Regions from separate parts of the Mus musculus genome. Here region 2 is linked to region 1. The links are chromatin loops, found by intact Hi-C in ENCODE. Cell type or tissue: left cerebral cortex. All regions are shown on one strand. Links, peaks and the distances in the headings refer to the core of each region. The heading gives the core; the rest is flanking DNA. Region 1 holds the start of Gm36801 (a long non-coding RNA gene). Region 2 holds the start of Necab1 (N-terminal EF-hand calcium binding protein 1).

Region 1 (8,613 bases), core at 18-8,017:
AAGTACACCAGACCCTCCACAACTGCTCATCAAATCTGCTTTTGTACACTGCCTTGTAATCTGGCAGAGCAGCAGTCTTCATTCTGTTTCTGGCCAAGAAAACTTTCCAAGGCTTTACTCTCTTTGAATATTAAGTGGAACTAATAATATGTTCTGGAAGGAGAATTGTGAAAGCTTCGGAACAAATGTTAAGCAGTTTAGTCTACCAGCCAAGGAAGGTGCTACATAAATAGATGAGGTTTGTTTAACTAGTGTCAGTAGTACTTGTGAATACAGAACCAACAGCACATGTATACTTGCTTAGTGCTGCCTCCTGGGTTCACAACCCTCCAGAAAATATGGCACTTGTGAAGTCAAGTCAATGGCTTAGTTCTCTGAACAGTAACTCCCCTCTTACAAATATGGGTGATATTTGGAAGCTCACAGCTATGCCCAATCAACAGAAATCTAACGTTTCAAGAGGTAAAGGGCAATAATGTGATAAGCTATAGAAAAATGACCAATGACCTATCTTAGGTAGATTAATCTCTTCATATGTAAAGAGCTTTACAAATGAGAGGCAGTTGATAGAAATTCTATCCATCCTGTCTTCTGGATGCAACAATACCTTGCAAAATGGGCTTTCTCTTAGAACATAGATTTGCATAATAGAAAGGTAGTTATGGGTTAGAATAATATTGCAGAACAATTAAACTGTTCCTAAAGGGGAGTCCAGAGCTGGCATTTCTGTTTGAGACTCCGCCTCTCTGCCTATACTGTCTAGGTAAGCAATAATGACAATAACTTGAGACTTACCTTCAAGGACACCAAGGAGCGAAAGCAGCTTAGCAGGCTGACTTTCAGGCTTGACAGAAAGTTCCTTTCTTTCTCCGTAGAAATGTGGAGGGCCCAGATCTGAGAATTGAGAACAGCCATTCTGAATCTTGGTGGTGGTCAGCTGGCCTGAACAAGAAGCTGGAGGACTTCACAGTCCCTAGCTCCCTAGAGTTAGACAGGGGATACAAGTGGATACAGAACTCTTTAAAATGTCTGTTTACCTCCGATTTTAGAGGGCAACCGCTGGGGCTTAAAGTAGTATCTAACATGAAATCTATATGTGTAACAAGTAAACAAGATGTTTCTTTTTGAACATTTCCTTGCTTCTCGTCCCTAAGAGACAGTATAGGAGAGAAGGGCAGATTGGTTTAGCTACACTTTAACATCTTGGAAAACAGAAGAAAGCTCTCAGCAGCTCTCAAGCGACAGTGTGGGAGGGCTGATTGGTGGCTGTTCCCTGTTTGTTTTATGGGGGCTGGAACAGCTTGTCTCCAGAGCTCTTTGCTCCTCAAGTAAGTCCCCGGCTTTCTCTTCTCCCAGAACTGTTGTACTTTTTAAGCATACCTGGAGGCTTTCTGACACAGGGAATTTCCATAACACCAAACAGTTAGGTTGCCAAAGGATTTTTGATAGATCTTAGGAAATTACTTTTTTTTTTTATGAGTTGTATGTTGTGTGAGTTTTACTAAAGTTGATACAGGTAGCAGAAGTGCCTTGAGTAGTGATTGTAGGTGCTTGAAAAGAGCCTTGGCTGCAGGGAAGAGGCAACAGCAGACACCTGGGAAGTTTGCCCTGCTATTCAGTGCCCTTCGTTGATGAATGTGCTTACTCATCCTGTCCCCTTGATATCAAAGAAGGTTGTGGGCAAACACCTTCCTTAGCAAAGAGGGATCTCTTTTCACACCTTCTCCTTCTGGTTTTTTTTTTCTTTAAGTTTCAAAACAGCCCTGATTAACAAGATCACAAACAGAAGATTTTCAATATTGCTTAGTGTGTAGCATGAAAATGTTTTTAATGAATTTTCATAAGCCCAGCTGTATACCATTTAAAAAAACCTGGCTATTACATGCTTCAACACTATGCTGAGGCATAGGGAGATGACCAAACCACAGGGACAATGTCCACACTGAACTCTGAAATTTTCCTCATTTCACTTAAGCAAATATCTGTTCAACCTTCACAGTAAAACCCTAAGACAGTTCATATTTTTGAATAAAGATTGTTAACATGTGCTTAGATAGATAGATAGATAGATAGATAGATAGATAGATAGATAGGTATGTAGATAGATGTCAGATGCAACTTTCTCTTCTTTCACCCATGAAGGTCCAAGAGATTGAACTCTGATAATCAATCAGCCTCAATTTTAAATTCCTTTACCCACTGACCTACCTCAATAGCTCCGGTTCATACTCTTAGGCTACTTCCTATATATAGTAGTGTGTGTGTGTGTGTGTGTGTGTGTGTGTGTGTGTGTGTGTCTTCTTAAAAGTGTTGCTTCATTTTTCACAGGGTACATTGTTTTGTACACTTAGACTACACATTCTATTAATTGAAAAGATTAATGTTTAGCACCATATATCTCGATCAAAACCATATAACTTGAAAGGAGTATCTGACAGTTTTCATTCCTGTTTCTGTAATAAAGTGCCCTGAACAGTAACTTCGGAATAGAAAGGGTTTATTTTAGCTCACAATTGCAGGTTTTAGTCCATTGGAGAAAGGAAGGCACAGGAGCAGGAACATGGGAGAACTGCCCACAGTATATCTACTGTCAAGAGCAGAGTGGTGGATTAGTACATGCATGCATTATACAATTAGGATTCTCTACCCAGCAAATGATGCCACCCAAGGGGGTCTTCCCACTTCAATTAGTGTGGTCAAGAGCATCCCCAACAGACAAGCCCATGGGTCAATCTGATTTGACAGTCACACATTGAGACTCTTCACAGTAAGTCTAGATTGCTTCTAGTTGGCAATTGAAGCTAACCATTACAGTTGCCAAGAAAACACTGGTCACCTAGTAAACACAATAGCTCTATTAATAGAACTTGATTTAAAAAATATTTCTTTAACTTATTCAAGTGTAAAATAATTACATCATTTCCCTCTTGTGCTTACTCCCGCCCAGCCTTTCAATATTTCCCTCCTAGCTCTTTCAAATTCATGCCCTGTCTTTTTATTAATTACGGTTACAAACATAAAGACATTTTTCCTGAAATTTATCTATTTCTTTGTCTATAAATCTATGGTCTATAGACTGGTGAAAAGTTTCGTAAATGAGCAACGGGTATTTCTCTGAACAGCTGGATATTTTGTTTTGTTATTGAGTATCATCCGTTTTCTTAATTTTTGAAGTGGGTTTTCCTTCAAGTGGTTTTTGAAAGCAAGCCGAGCAACACTTGCATCTTCCTTTGAGTTGCTGTGATACCACAGGGCTTTCCAGAATGGAATGCCACCTGGTATATCCTAAATTCTGTGAAGCAGAGAGCAGGCCGAGCTAAGTGAATAAAAATGGCATAGCCTTAATTACCACAGAATGGTACCTAATTGCCTTCATGCCAGCTTTAACGCACCACAGAGCGGCAGAGATGGAGTGTGATTTTCAAGTGAGTTACATAAGCCCACCTTTCAGTACTGGAATGACTCCCCCAGTGTTGTCAACTTGCATTTTGACAGAGGTCTTTCTGGCTAATGTTTTTCCAGAGTAGCTGTTTGTATTTTTCCCACTGGCATGCAGTGTCTTCCCTGGCCCGCTGTTCCAACACAGCTGCTATTAATATTGACATGGCAGGAACAACTGTTTCTCAGTGACTGTCCTTCAGGAGACAAAACTTGATCCTTCAGGAGGAGACAAAAAATAAGAGACAGGGCATTGTCAACCAAAATGGAAAGTGCAGTAATTATGTCATAATAGGATTAATCTGTGAACTTAACTTGATCTCCTTTGTTAAAATTCAGTAGTTCTACCAACGCCAAAACTGCTGCAAGAGGGATTTTGAAATTTACTCTGTTAGCAAAATTATCAGCAAATGAAATTTAGTTTTCAGTGATTCAGAAATAAAACTGTACCACTTAGGGAGGACCAAGTAGTGGGTTTGGCTTTGTTTTATTGCTTAGACTTTTAATGTTTTTATTCATTTTTCTCTAGTTCTTATTGAGTGTTGACTGTATGCCAAACTGAGAAGACAACATACCAAGAATTTGAAGTTATAGTATTGTTTGAATTATTTTTCTAAATTAGCATGGCTATAATATATTTCAAAATACATATATTTTTATCTTTAAAACTCCAGAATTACTTTTTCTTGCCAATTTTTTATTAGGTATTTACTACATTTACATTTTAAATGCTATCCCAAAAGTCCCTTATACCCTCCCCACCCCCTGCTCCCCATCCACTCACTCCCACTTCTTGGCCCTGGTGTTTCCCCTGTACTGGGGCATATAAAGTTTGAAATACCAAGGGTCTTCCGAATGATGGCCCACTAGGCCATCTTCTGCTACATATGCAGCTAGAGACACGAGCTCTGGGGGGTACTGGTTAGTTCATATTGTTGTTCCACCTATAGGGTTGCAGACCCCTTTAGCTCCTTAGGTACTTTCTCTAGCTCCTCCATTGAGGCACTGTGTTCCATCCTATAGCTGACTGTAAGCATCCACTTCTCTGTTTGCCAGGCACTGGCATAGCCTCTCAAGCCACAGCTATATCAGGGTCATGTCAGCAAAATCTTGCTGGTGTATGCCAAATTGTCTGCATTTTGTGGCTGATTATGGGATGGACCCCGAGTGGGGCAGTCTCTGGATGATCGATGCTTTTGTCTCAGCTGCAAACTTCATCTCTGTAACTCCTTCCATGGGTGTTTTGTTCCCAATTCTAAGAAGAGGCAAAGTGTCCACACTTTGGTCTTCATTCTTCTTGAGTTTCATGTGTTTTGTAAATTGTATCTTGGGTATTCTAAATTTCTGGGCTAATATCCACTTATCAGTGAGTGCATATAATGTGAGTTCTTTTGTGATTGGGTTACCTCACTCAGGATGATACCCTCCAGATCCATCCATTTTCCTAGGAATTTCATAAATTCATTCTTTTTAATTGCTGAGTGGTACTCCATTGAGTAAATGTACCACATTTTCTGTATCCATTCCTCTGTTGAGGGACATCTGGGTTCTTTCCAGCTTCTGGTTATTATAAATAAGGCTGCTATGAACGTAGTGGAGCATGTGTTCTTATTACCAGTTGGAACATCTTCTGGATATATGCCCAGGAGAGTTATTGCAGGATCCTCTTGTAGTACTATGTCCAATTTTCTGAGGAACCGCCAGGCTGATTTCCAAAGTGGTTGCAAAGCATGCAATCCCACCATCAATGGAGGAGTGTTCCTCTTTCTCCACATCCTCACCAGCATCTGCTGTCACCTGAATTTCTGATCTTAGCCATTCTGACTGGTGTGAGATAGAATCTCAGGGTTATTTTGATTTGCATTTCCCTGAGGATTAAGGATGTTGAACATTTTTCAGATGCTTCTCAGCCATTCGATATTCCTCAGTTGAGAATTCTTTGTTTGGCTCTCTGCCCCATTTTTAATGGGGTTATTTGGTTTTCTGGAGTCCATTTTCTTGAGTTCTTTATACATATTGAATATTAGTCCCCTATCTGATTTAGGATTGGTAAAGATCCTTGCCCAATCTGTGGTGACCATTTGTCTTATTGACAGTGTCTTTTGCCTTACAGAAGCTTTGCAATTTTATGAGGTCCCATTTGTCAATTCTCAATCTTACAGCACAAGCCATTGCAGTTCTATTCAGGAATTTTTCCCCTGTGCCCATATCTTTGAGGCTTTACCCCACTTTCTCCTCTATAAGTTTCAGTGTCTCTGGTTTTATGTGGAGTTCCTTGATCCACTTAGACTTGACCTTAGTACAAGGAGATAGGAATGGATCAATTCACATTATTCTACATGATAACAGCCAGTTGTGCCAGCACCATTTATTGAAAATGCTGTCTTTTTTTTTCCACTGGATGGTTTTATATCCCTTGTCAAAGATAAGTGACCATAGGTGTGTGGGTTCATTTCTGGGTCTTTAATTCTATTCCATTGGTCTACTTGTCTGTCGCTATACCAGTACTATGCAGTTTTCATAACAATTGTTCTGTAGTACAGCTTTAGGTCTGGCATGGTGATTCCACCAGAGATTCTTTTACCATTGAGAAGAATTTTTACTATCCTAGGTTTTTTTGTTATTCCAGTGAGTCTGGCTAAGTGTTGATCTAGCTTGTTGATTTTCTCAAAGAACCAGCTCCTAGTTTGGTTGATTCTTTGAATAGTTCTTTTTGTTTCCACTTGGTTTATTTCCCCCCTGAGTTTTATTATTTCCTGCAGTCTACTCCTCTTGGGTGAATTTTCTTCCTTTTGTTCTAGAGCTTTTAGGTGTGCTGTCAAGCTGCTAGTGTATGCTCTCTCTAGTTTCTTTTTGGAAGCACTCAGAGCTAAGAGTTTTCCTCTCAGCAATGCTTTCATTGTGTCCCATAAGTTTGGGTATGTTGTGGCTTCATTTACATTAAACTCTAAAAAGTCTTCAATTTCTTTCTGTGTTCCTTCCTTGACCAAGGTATCATTGAGGAAAGTGGTGTTCAGTTTCCAAGTGAATGTTGGCTTTGTATTATTTATGTTGTTATTGAAGATCAGCCTTAGTCCATAGTGATCTGATAGGATGCATGGGACAAATTTCAATATTTTTGTATCTGTTGAGGCCTGTTTTGTGACCCATTATATGGTCAATTTTGGAGAAGGTACCATGAGGTGCTGAGGAGAAGGTATATCCTTTTGTTTTAGGATAAAATGTTTTGTAGATATCTGTTAAATCCATTTGTTTCATAACTTCTGTTAGTTTCACTGTGTCTCTGTTTAATTTCTGTTTCCATGATCTGTCCATTGATGAAAGTGGGGTGTTGAAGTCTCCCACTATTATTGTGTGAGGTGAAGTGTGTGCTTTGAGCTTTAATAAAGTTTAATGAATGTGGCTGCCCTTCTATTTGGAGCATAGATATTCAGAATTGAGAGTTCATCTTGGAAGATTTTACCTTTGATAAGTATGAAGTGACCCTCTTGTCTTTTTTGATAACTTTGGGTTGAAAGTCGATTTTATTAGATATTAGAATGGCTACTCCAGCTTGTTTCTTCAGACCATTTTTTGGAAAATTGTTTTCCAGCCTTTCACTCTGAGGAAGTGTCTGTCTTTTTCTCTGAGATGTGTTTCCTGTAAGCAGCAAAATGTTGGGTCCTGTTTGTGTAGCCAGTCTGTTAGTCTATGTCTTTTTATTGGGGAATTAAGTCCATTGATATTCAGAGATATTAAGGAAAAGTAATTGTTGCTTCGTGTTATTTTTGTTGTTAGAGTTGAGATTCTGTTCTTGTGGCTGTCTTCTTTTAGGCTTGTTGAAGGATTACTTTCTTGCTTTTTCTAGGGCGTAGTTTCTGTCCTTGTATTGGCGTTTTCCCATTATTATCTTTGAAGGGCTGGATTTGTGGAAATATATTGTGTGAATTCGGTTTAGTCATGGAATACTTTGGTTTCTCCATCTAGGGTAATTGAGAGTCTTGCTGGGTATAGTAGCCTAGGCTGGCATTTGTGTTCTCTTAGTGTCTGTATGATATCTGTCAAGGATCTTCTGGCTTTCATAGCCTCTGGTGAGAAGTCTGGAGTAATTCTTAAAGGTCTCCCTTTATATGTTACTTGACTTTTTCCCTTACTGCTTTTAATATTCTGTCTTTATTTAGTGCATTTGTTGTTCTGATTATTATGTGTCAGGAGGAATTTCTTTTCTGGTCCAGTCTATTTGGAGTTCTGTAGGCTTCTTGTATGTTCATTGGCATCTCTTTCTTTAGGTTTGGGAAGTTTTCTTCTATAATTTTGTTGAAGATATTTGCTGGCCCTTTAAGTTGAAAATCTTCATTCTCATATTCTCCTATTATCTGTAGGTTTGGTCTTCTCATTGTGTTCTGGATTTCCTGGATGTTTTGAGTTAGGATCTTTTTGTATTTTTCATTTTCTTTGATTGTTGTGTCCATGTTCCCTATGGAATCTTCTGCACCTGAGATTCTCTTTTCCACCTCTTGTATTCTGTTCCTGATGCTCGCATCTATGTTTCCTGATTTCTTTCCTAGGGTTTCTATCTCCAGAGTTGTCTCCCTTTAGGTTTTCTTTATTGTTTCTACATCTATTTTTAGTTCCTGGATATTTTTGTTCAATTCTATCACCTGTTTGGTAGTATTTTCCTATAACTCTCTAAGGGATTTTTGTGTTTCCTCTTTAAAGGCTTCTAGCTGTATACCTGTGTTTTCCTGTATTTCCTTCTTAAAGTCCTCCATCATCATCACGAGAAGTGACTTTAGATCTATATCTTGCTTTTCTGGTATGATGGTATATCCAGGACTTGCTACAGTGGGAGAGTTTGGTTCTGATGATGCCAAGTAAACTTGGTTTCTGTTGCTTCTATTCTTACGCTTGCCTCCTGCCATCTGATTATCTCAAGTGCTTGCCTCCTATATCTGATTAGAGCCTGTTCTTCCTATAATCCCAGTTGATTCAGGACTCCTCAAAGTCCAGCTTTCTCTGTGATCCTTTGATTGTGGGCTCACATGAACCTGAGATTCTGGATGTGTCAGAGTTTTTGGCAGTCAAGCGTCCTCTGAGACCCTGAAATACTGGTGTGACCCAGTTCCTGTTATCCTGGGATCCAGTTGTCCTAAGATCCTGGGTGTGTTACAGTGCCTGGAAGTGGTACTTCCTTTG
Region 2 (8,613 bases), core at 187-8,186, 59 kb before region 1:
AATAAATTGGAAGCTAAGAGGTATATATGTAACAGAAAATTCAATTGAAATACAAAGTATCATTAGGGAATACTTTAAAAACAAATATTTCCAAAAATACTGAAACATTTTTAATTGAGTAAATTTCTAAGTACATATGACCCACTAAGACTAAAATAAGAGGAGACAAATCATCTTTAAAAGCATCAAGGTTAAAGTAATAGAAAGAAAAAATAAAAACAAAACTAAACAAATCAACCCAATCTTCCAATAAAGCAAAAAGAGGACCAGCTGGAGCCACTCCTGAATCCCACAACAATGCTAACAACAACGTTCCTCAAACTATTGCACAGAGCAAAAGGGAAGTGGCACTGTCAAAGGTATTCTATGAAGACAGAATGACCCTGATATCAACAATAAGGAAAGAAGTGTGTACTAATTTCCCTGCTCAATATACGTGTAAAATGTCTCAGTTAAATTGCTGTAAACAGGATGATTCAACATGTCCAAGTCTATATATAGCATGTGCATATGCTCAGGGTCAGACACGGCATGGCTATCTGAATAGATGCAGAAATGATCTTTGCCGGAGTTTAGCAACCATTCATGATAAAGCCTCTAAAGAAACCAGGAGCAAGTTTGAGCAGAAGAAGGCTGTGTATGACAAGTTATAGACAATATTATTCTAGTTGTTTAGAAGCCTGAAAACATTTTTCACTAATTAGGAACAAGACAAGAATGTCCATTCTATCTACTTCTACTCAATACAGTGCTTGAAGTCTTAGCTAGTGCAATAAAGCAAGAGGAAGAAAGAATAAGGATACAAACAGGAAAGGAAGACATCAAATTATCCCTCTTTGTAGATGACATGATCCTATACTCATCAGATCCTGATTCTTTTACCATAAAACTATTATATCTTACAAATTCTTTAACTTAAGTAGCAGGACACAAAATTCACACAGTAAAATCAGTTAAGTTTTTCTAAATAGCAGTAATCGAATTGCCAGGAAAGAAATAGGGGAAAATCTTATTCACAAAATCCCTTCTCTAAATTGATTTCATTACCTGCAGGGCTTTTCCAGCATTGCAGCTACAGGCCACCTCACACTCACCTCTGTGTGCCTGCTGTAGTTAACAAGTGTCCTTTCCTATATTGTATTTGGATTTAAGCATCCTTTCAGCTAAGCCTACATTTCAACGTCTGCTCTGGATTCTGTAAGTGTAATCATCTTCTAATGTACAGAAAATTTGACTCCTGCCTGTCTTCAGAACATATACCCTCTGCTCAGGTCTCCAGATAAATAATGGGTTTGGATCTAAGGTTGCCAAAGCAACAGGATGTCCATTAACCAGACTGGAAGGATCCTGAGTCATTGCTCTCAAGGATAGTGCTCCCTAGACTTGAAGTATAAATAAAATAGATCCCTGACAGTCTGAAATGGTTTAGATAATAGTTCCTTCATGAGACAGATGGATTGAAATTCAATACATTCCCACATAGCCATCATTTGCTGAAATGCTCCAAATATCTTCATGTCAGTCTTATAGCAAGTCTGGGAGCTATAATCTTCAATTACATTCCTTTCTCCTTTGCTTCCTTTCTGCCCAGGCCTTCAGTACAAGTAAGTTGGAAAGAAGATACATTTCCTCCCTCCAGTCAGCTGTCTGCTGTTTGCAACTGATACTATGCACAGCAGTACAGCATCTGTGTTTCAGCAAAACGATGTGTGAAAACAGTTTTCAAAAGGCTCTCTCTCTAGATAAAAAGAAAACCAAAAATATGTTCGGTTACGACTTTGTAAAACCGATTGAATTTGGCTGTGAATGAGAATCTAATTGTTACCCAGTTCTGGTGGAGCCTTCCCTAACCATTATCTTCATCATAGAGGTAAGTCAGCTGTAGCAGAATACAATTCTTGTGGAAATCATTAAAAGAAATGATAACAGCTGGGCAGTGGTGGCGCACGCCTTTAATCCCAGCACTTGGGAGGCAGATTTCTGAGTTCCAGGCCAGCCTGGTCTACAGAGTGAGTTCCAGGACAGCCAGGGCTATACAGAGAAACCCTGTCTCAAAAACAAAACAAAAAAGAAATGATAACGAGCAAGTTGTTTAATGATTTACATTTCTTCTTTTAAAATTATGTGTGTGTGTTTTATAATGTACTGTGCATATATGTGTGTGCATGTCTGCGTGTGTGTGCGTGTGTATTTTATGATGTACTGTGCATATATGTGTGTGCATGTCTGTGTGTGTGTGTGTGGTGTGTATGATGTGTGTGTGTGTGCATATGTCTTTATGTGTATGAATGTGGTATATGTGGATGTATGATGTGTGTGTGTGTGTGTGTGTGTGGTGTGTATGATGTGTATGTGTGTGGTGTTTATGATGTGTGTGTGCATATGTGTGTATATGTGGTACATGTATGTGTATGAATGTGGTATGTGTGTGTGTATATGTGTGTATGATGTGTGTACATATCTGTGTGTTATGTTGTGTTTATGTGTGGGCACAGCTGTCATGAAGTCCCTGTAGAGGAGACCCGTGAAGTCCATTCTTTCTTCCCATCTTTATGAGCTATGGTGTTGAACTCAGCCAGGATTTCACGGACAGTACTTTTTCTGGCTTTGCAATCACACTCGCCGTACTTTTCTTATTCTTTGTATTTATTTTTATTTTATGTGTATGAGTGTTTGCCTAGATGTATGCATTGCATCATGTGGGTAACTGAAGATATAGACATCTGTGAGTCAACTGAACCCAGGTCTTCTCAAGAGCAGTAAGTACTCTTAACCACTAGGCTTAACCACCAGCCTTCCTACATTCCTTCTTGATAGCTCCTTAGAAGAAACACAAGCTGGCATGCATTGTCAGCAAAGGGAGCAGGGGTCACTTTACTGCACTGTTGCAGCTAGTTCTCTAGTTTTGAACATTAGTGACAGGTTATTTTCCTGTTTTTCATTTATAATCTAAGAAAATCTGCTTTTTCACCTAGGCTTGTTTCCATGGGATGAGCACAAGCATATTTCACAAGGCTGAATTTGAGGGCAGAGAGACCCACACAAGTTAGAGAGTCCAGACTTAGGCTATGTTTATTGACACAGATATATTCCTCAGTCAATAGTAGGAACAAATATGGTGCTTTTGTAAACTCGATAACATTCATTGTCAGCATCTCTCTTGTTTCTGTGTGATTTGAATGATCAGTATTTCTTTGATGGGTTGACTGGAATTTTTTCATGATTTTTCATTTCTTTTTGCTAAGCAATTGTCAGAGGAAAGAATCTATTCTAGTTGTTCAGATAAGATAACTCGAAGTTAATAAGGTATAAATACACAAAGATGCAAGACTAATAGTCCTCAAAGCACAGCTCCAATCAATATCTTCTCTAATCATGTTTGTGACTCTAGACTTAATGAAGCTCTGCGTTTTATCCCTGGACTTTACAGGTCTGAAGTCACTGACCTTTGCTTAATTTCTGTAGCTCTTCTTCTTTAAGTGCTTATTAATTCTGGGCTCATAAAGATTGCCTGAGACGCTTTGAGAGAGGAAAAATACGCTAGGGACAACCACATGCTAACTGAACATGAATCCAGAAGTGAAACTCAGGCCTTAATTTGTTTGTTTGTTTGTTTGTTTGTTTGTTTGTTTTGCTTTTGTGGGAGTGAGTTCCTAACTCCGAGTACGAATAAATGTACCATTGGAAGGGTGCAGCTCTTAAAAGCCTTTGATGCACCCCAGCTCAGAAAGTACGATCTTCTAGGTCTAGGCACGAAGAAAGCCTGCAGGAAGAATGACAATTCATTCATCTGTTAGGACATTTTGAAGTTGACACACACTCTAAGTGACACACAGTCCAACGTTCAGCCAGAGTTGCAAACTCACTCTCTGTAAACAGTAGATTCAGAGCAGCCGGGAGGTAGGGAGGTTGGAAACGCCAGAATCCATGGTGTTGGAAGAAGGCTCATGGCCAGGACGACTGGCGCAAGGCAAGTTATCTCCCTACATTTTGTCTGTGTTGTGCCGGGCTTGCCTCTCCCTCCCTACACCTGATAGTGCCAAGTGTGCAAGCAGTGGAACTATAAGCTAAGCACCACCCTGGTGATCGTTTTGCCGATTCGTAAACACTAAGCTTTAAAGATTTAGCAATTTGCTACACCACAAGATAAAAAAGCAACTAAGGCAGATGGCCAGACCCAGTGCCTTAATCCAAAACTGAACTAGCTATCCCTTCCAGGACAGAATCCAGAAACCAGGTTGGGCGTGGGGAGGAGTGAGGGGGGCACAGAGTTCTGTTTCCATCAAGGATGGAGTAGGCAAAACTCGATTCCTTCTTCCCACTCATGGTTTTCCCTCAGTGCTTCTGACCCCCCCACCCCCCCACCCCACCCCCCTCTGATGCTCAGGACAAAGCTTGATCTGCTCTGTCATGTAAAGTGCGGTGTGGTGGGCAGGGTCCAGAAGGTTACCTCTGGCAAGTGACTAAGGGCTTGTCAAGGCCAGGGAATGCTCACTGGCAAGGGGAGTTACAGTGTTGCTAAGTCGGATCCCCAGTGAGGTGCAGTCAGCCACGGGAAGGGGGCGGCGAGAGCTAGCGTGCTGAAGCCTAGAGGCGGGAGAGGGAGGAGAGTCCGCGCAGAGCAGAGGGAGGCGCGCGCTCAGAGCGAACACCCACTTGCATCCGACCCTGGTGGCGCGGCGCGGGGAGGCAGCAGCTGAGACAGCACCAGGTCAGAGCCTTTGCATCCCGCCCAGTCTGCCCGCCAGCGCCAGGACCGCTGAGGATGGAGGATTCCCGGGAGACTTCGCCTTCCTCCAACAACTCCTCGGAAGAGCTCAGCTCTACCCTGCAACTGTCCAAGGGCATGTCCATCTTCCTCGACGTAAGTATAGCTGAAGTAGTTAGGTGGGCGCATTAGGCATCACCTCTGTGAGAGGGGAGGGGTCAGGAGCAGCGGTTGGCTGCTGGCATTGCTATCAGACCTCCACTCAAACTATCTCCTATCTGCTGTTCCCCAGAGGACCCTAGGCAAATAAATGCAAGAGAAAGGACTGCCACCCAACTTGTAAAGAGCTGTCCCAGACCTGCAGCTTTGATTATAAGCTTTAAGGAGCCCCCAAAGTTCGACTTCCCAGAACCTAGGGCTTCTGCCCGGAATGGAGAGTCTCCCATTGAGCAGTGTAGGACTTGATTCCGGTCTCATCCCTGCTGCCCAATTTACTGGCAGGCACTCTCTCTCCCTTGTGCTGGGAGCGCTGACGGAAGCCTTAGACATTGTGATGCCCCTCCAGCTACTCCCAGCTACCTTCAAAAACAATTTCTTTGAACGTATTCGTTTTCTTATTTTACAACAGAAGCCAAGGTCTCTTTTATCATAATGATTTTTTTTTCTCTTTTGGTGCCCGCTGCCTTCCCTATTATTCTCCCCACCACCACCACCTGCCCTGCCTAAGTTGTAATTACTATCATTAACCTTCTCTTCTAGCTTTTGATGGTTTTCCCTATGGTCCCATTCCTTGCTTGGGAATTGACTTCCTTGCTTCGCATCTCTAGCCTGACCATTCTTTCCGTGCTATTTTGTCTCCTTATGCTGTAATCTCTCTCCCCCCCCCCCTCTTTCTCTCTCAGTTTTAGATTTAATTTGCTCCTAGATTCCGCTTCGCTTTGTCCCTAATGTTTGTTTCTCACCCGGCTGCCTTGTTTTGTTTCCTGGCTTTCCTGTTCCTGGGTTGCTTGCCTTCTGGGTTCTGGCTCTTCTAGCTGCTGTTCACATGTAAAATTCACTCTGTTCCCCCAGGTAGTGTCTGGCTTGCTCAGTGGGGACAGTTCTAGCCGCTCCTTTTTTAGCATGATGGAAAATGGGCAAAGCATGCAAAGGAGCCTCGTTTGTCCCTGCCCCTCCCCTTCTCTAAGCCATCACTCCTTATTAAAGTCCAAGCATGAAGGAGGTGGGCCAGAGGCTAAATACACTTGAGTATGAAAAATGAAAATGTGAGGACATCAACTATCATAATGGCCAGTCAGGGATTTTGAAGATAATGGGGGAGGGGCAAGGAGTCTTTGATTTGTCGTGAAGGAATTATCTAGACTTTTTAAAAAATTGGCTGAGAAATTTATATCAATAATTAAAACTTGTGTAAGACTTAATCGAAGCTTCAACCCCACCTCCAGGCAGCCTTCTCCCCACATCACCATGCAGTGCCAACACAGGATTCAGGCTTTGGGGGCCAACCATTTTCTCCCCATGAAAACATGATTTCCACTTTTTACTGCAACACATTGTTGTAGGTTTTTTTTTTTTCTTTTAAATCTCTGCAATGGTTCAGTCTATGCTCTAATTATTTCTTCATGCCCTGCCTCCAGGAACTAGGTTGGGTCATTGTAAAGACAGGGCTGCACACATGAGTGTGCAATCCCCAGGATCAGGAGGGAATCAGGACCTTGCTCATCCAGACTATTATGAGGAAGAAAACCAATCTGCCAAGAAGTTAGTCCTGAGGTCAAGTGGGACCTCTGTCCTTTTGTGCCTAATCTGTGCTCTGCCCTCTGAGGACACTGAGCACTACCCGTGCTTTTATCTTATTGCCTCTAACAAATCCTGGAGATTCTCTGCTGAGGAATGTATAGAGACTATGAAAGAGCAAAGAAAGCCACCCGACAGACTTACCATTCTAAGCTCACGTGTTCAACAGCAGGTTATTAAAAGCAAAATTTTAAATCTCATCTTATTATGTAGGTGCAGTTGTTCCCAAGTTCTTTTAATGTAAGTTCCCTGTCCTGATGGAGCTTTCATCTATAAACAGGGCTGGCTCCCTTACCTTCTTAAGTCTAGTTCCAGAATTGGAAAATACAAAAACAAAAAAACCCAGAAAAACAAAAACCAAAAAACCTGATTCCACAAGAGAGGCGTTAACATGCCTGTTTTTCTTTGAAACATAGCTTTAAAAAAAGATTAACTGCAGTTGGGTTCTTTTTTCTTGGATAGAAAATATGTTGTTTACACATTCCTGAGTTATTTTGTGAAAAAATGTAACACTCTGGTGAATTGTGTGACATGAAAAAAGGGTTGGTTATTTAGAGACCTCTGAATTATTCATTTCTGGATCCTGTCGGTTTTAGCAACAACACAATGTGAAACATAAATACATCATTTGATTTGATTAGATTTAGTATATTCTAGTAGCACTGCTAAGAATGATTGCTTTTTGAAATCTACTCAGATCAACACAAGGAACGGGTGGTATATTCTTCCTCTTCTAGATCTGAAATGATAAGAGACCACTGGGGACTCCTGCTCCTCACAGGCTAATTTCCAATTTGGGGGAAGAACTGACTCTCCCAATAGGAATAAGAATAGTCTCATTTATACCGATGTGTCACTGAGACAGTAAGTCTTTAGACTTCTTAGGGAATCTACATAAACCCCATTTGTGGATGCTGTTGGGGACATGACTAGGTCCAGCAAGCTGCCTAGAAACTAGAGGTAAATGGTTGACTTAACATGAAAATCAGATTCTGTAGAATCATTGTCTTTCATTTCATTCTCTTATTTATATTCGGCAGGTGCCATGTTTTCATTATGGGGTGACAGTCTAAATATCAAAGAAAAAAAAAGACACATGAAATGTACATTTGAATCTCTATGGTATGTCCATGTCCATATTCACAAATTCATAAGTAAAATAGCTGTAGCTAAATTCACAAAGGAACCACATAAGCAGAGTCTATATTGTCTTCTCCTGAAAAGCCACAATTATATATCAGCTTATTATAACTAATTATGAATACCTACTAAGGGTGAGGAGAAGACCTTTCCCGAGTGCTGGCTACCCGTGCATGCTGGCACACTACTGCTGGGCATATTTATACAAGGCACACCTGCCAGGCATGGGACAGGGCCAGAATGGCCTCCAGTACACACAGCAACACAAAATGATCAGAAGGCTGACAATTGGATTCCCTTTTCACTACCCAGGTTCCCTCATTTCAGACGATGGAGAAGAAAGTCACATTTAAAGCATGAGTCCTTGGAGTAGTCAGGTTCTCTTCTGATTAAACTAGTCTGCTACTTCACAGTGTGTGTGTGTCGGGGGGGGGGGGGGGAGAAGATCAATTCTGCTCCTGACGTAAGAGAAATTCCAAAAGAAATGGGTTGCATCTCTATTCATTCAGTGACACTGTCCTCTTCCAATAGATTTCCTTTGGCTCCTCTTGTGTTCACTGCTGCACATCTGACCCAGGATCTTGTGCATGCTAAGTGGATGTTCCACCTCTAAACCACCCGTCCTACCTCTCATTACTTTTAATGGAAAAGGAACAGGACCGTCTCCATTTTGCTGACAAGGGAGGGTTAAAGCAAGAGTGTCAGAAAAGAAAGTGATGACTTTACAATTTGACATCCTTTTTTCTCTATCGATGTATGGAAGCCCATGCAAAGCACTTGGCCTGGAAGGTCAGAACTTAGTCAAAATGAGTAATAGCTTCTCCTTCTAAAAGGTGCTTGGTTCTGAGGCTTGGCACACATTACTTGTGTGTGAGATGGCATGGACAGAGTATTGTCAGAGCACAAAGGGCTTTTCGACATCATAAGTCTATGCCCAATTTCTGCTATTGCTATACATCTCCTGTCTT

What was found. Peaks named below come from ENCODE experiments on the same cell type or tissue, not always from the same donor. Only the 100,000 strongest peaks of a DNase experiment are listed, where the experiment ranks them.
Region 2: a loop joins it to region 1, with 2.1 times the contacts of the local background. A loop is called at or near these places in 2 of 42 quality-filtered maps.

Annotation. Positions count from the first base shown.
Region 1 is chr4:15,085,691-15,094,303 of GRCm38, reverse strand. All of the region lies in intron 3 of Necab1 (N-terminal EF-hand calcium binding protein 1), which reads left to right. Gm36801 (a long non-coding RNA gene) reads right to left here and starts at 1,252. Exons shown (of 3, transcript XR_390422.3): 1 at 796-1,252. In left cerebral cortex, for the core only: no CTCF peak of the experiment used is centred there; DNase peaks (open chromatin) are centred at 125, 1,271 and 3,331; H3K27ac peaks cover 366 bases.
Region 2 is chr4:15,145,069-15,153,681 of GRCm38, reverse strand. It overlaps Necab1 (N-terminal EF-hand calcium binding protein 1), which reads left to right and starts at 4,551. Exons shown (of 13, transcript NM_178617.4): 1 at 4,551-4,864. The coding sequence starts at 4,766. In left cerebral cortex, for the core only: CTCF peaks have their summits at 2,838 and 4,639; DNase peaks (open chromatin) are centred at 6,646, 7,057, 7,317, 7,846 and 5 more places; H3K4me3 peaks cover 3,226 bases; H3K27ac peaks cover 2,242 bases.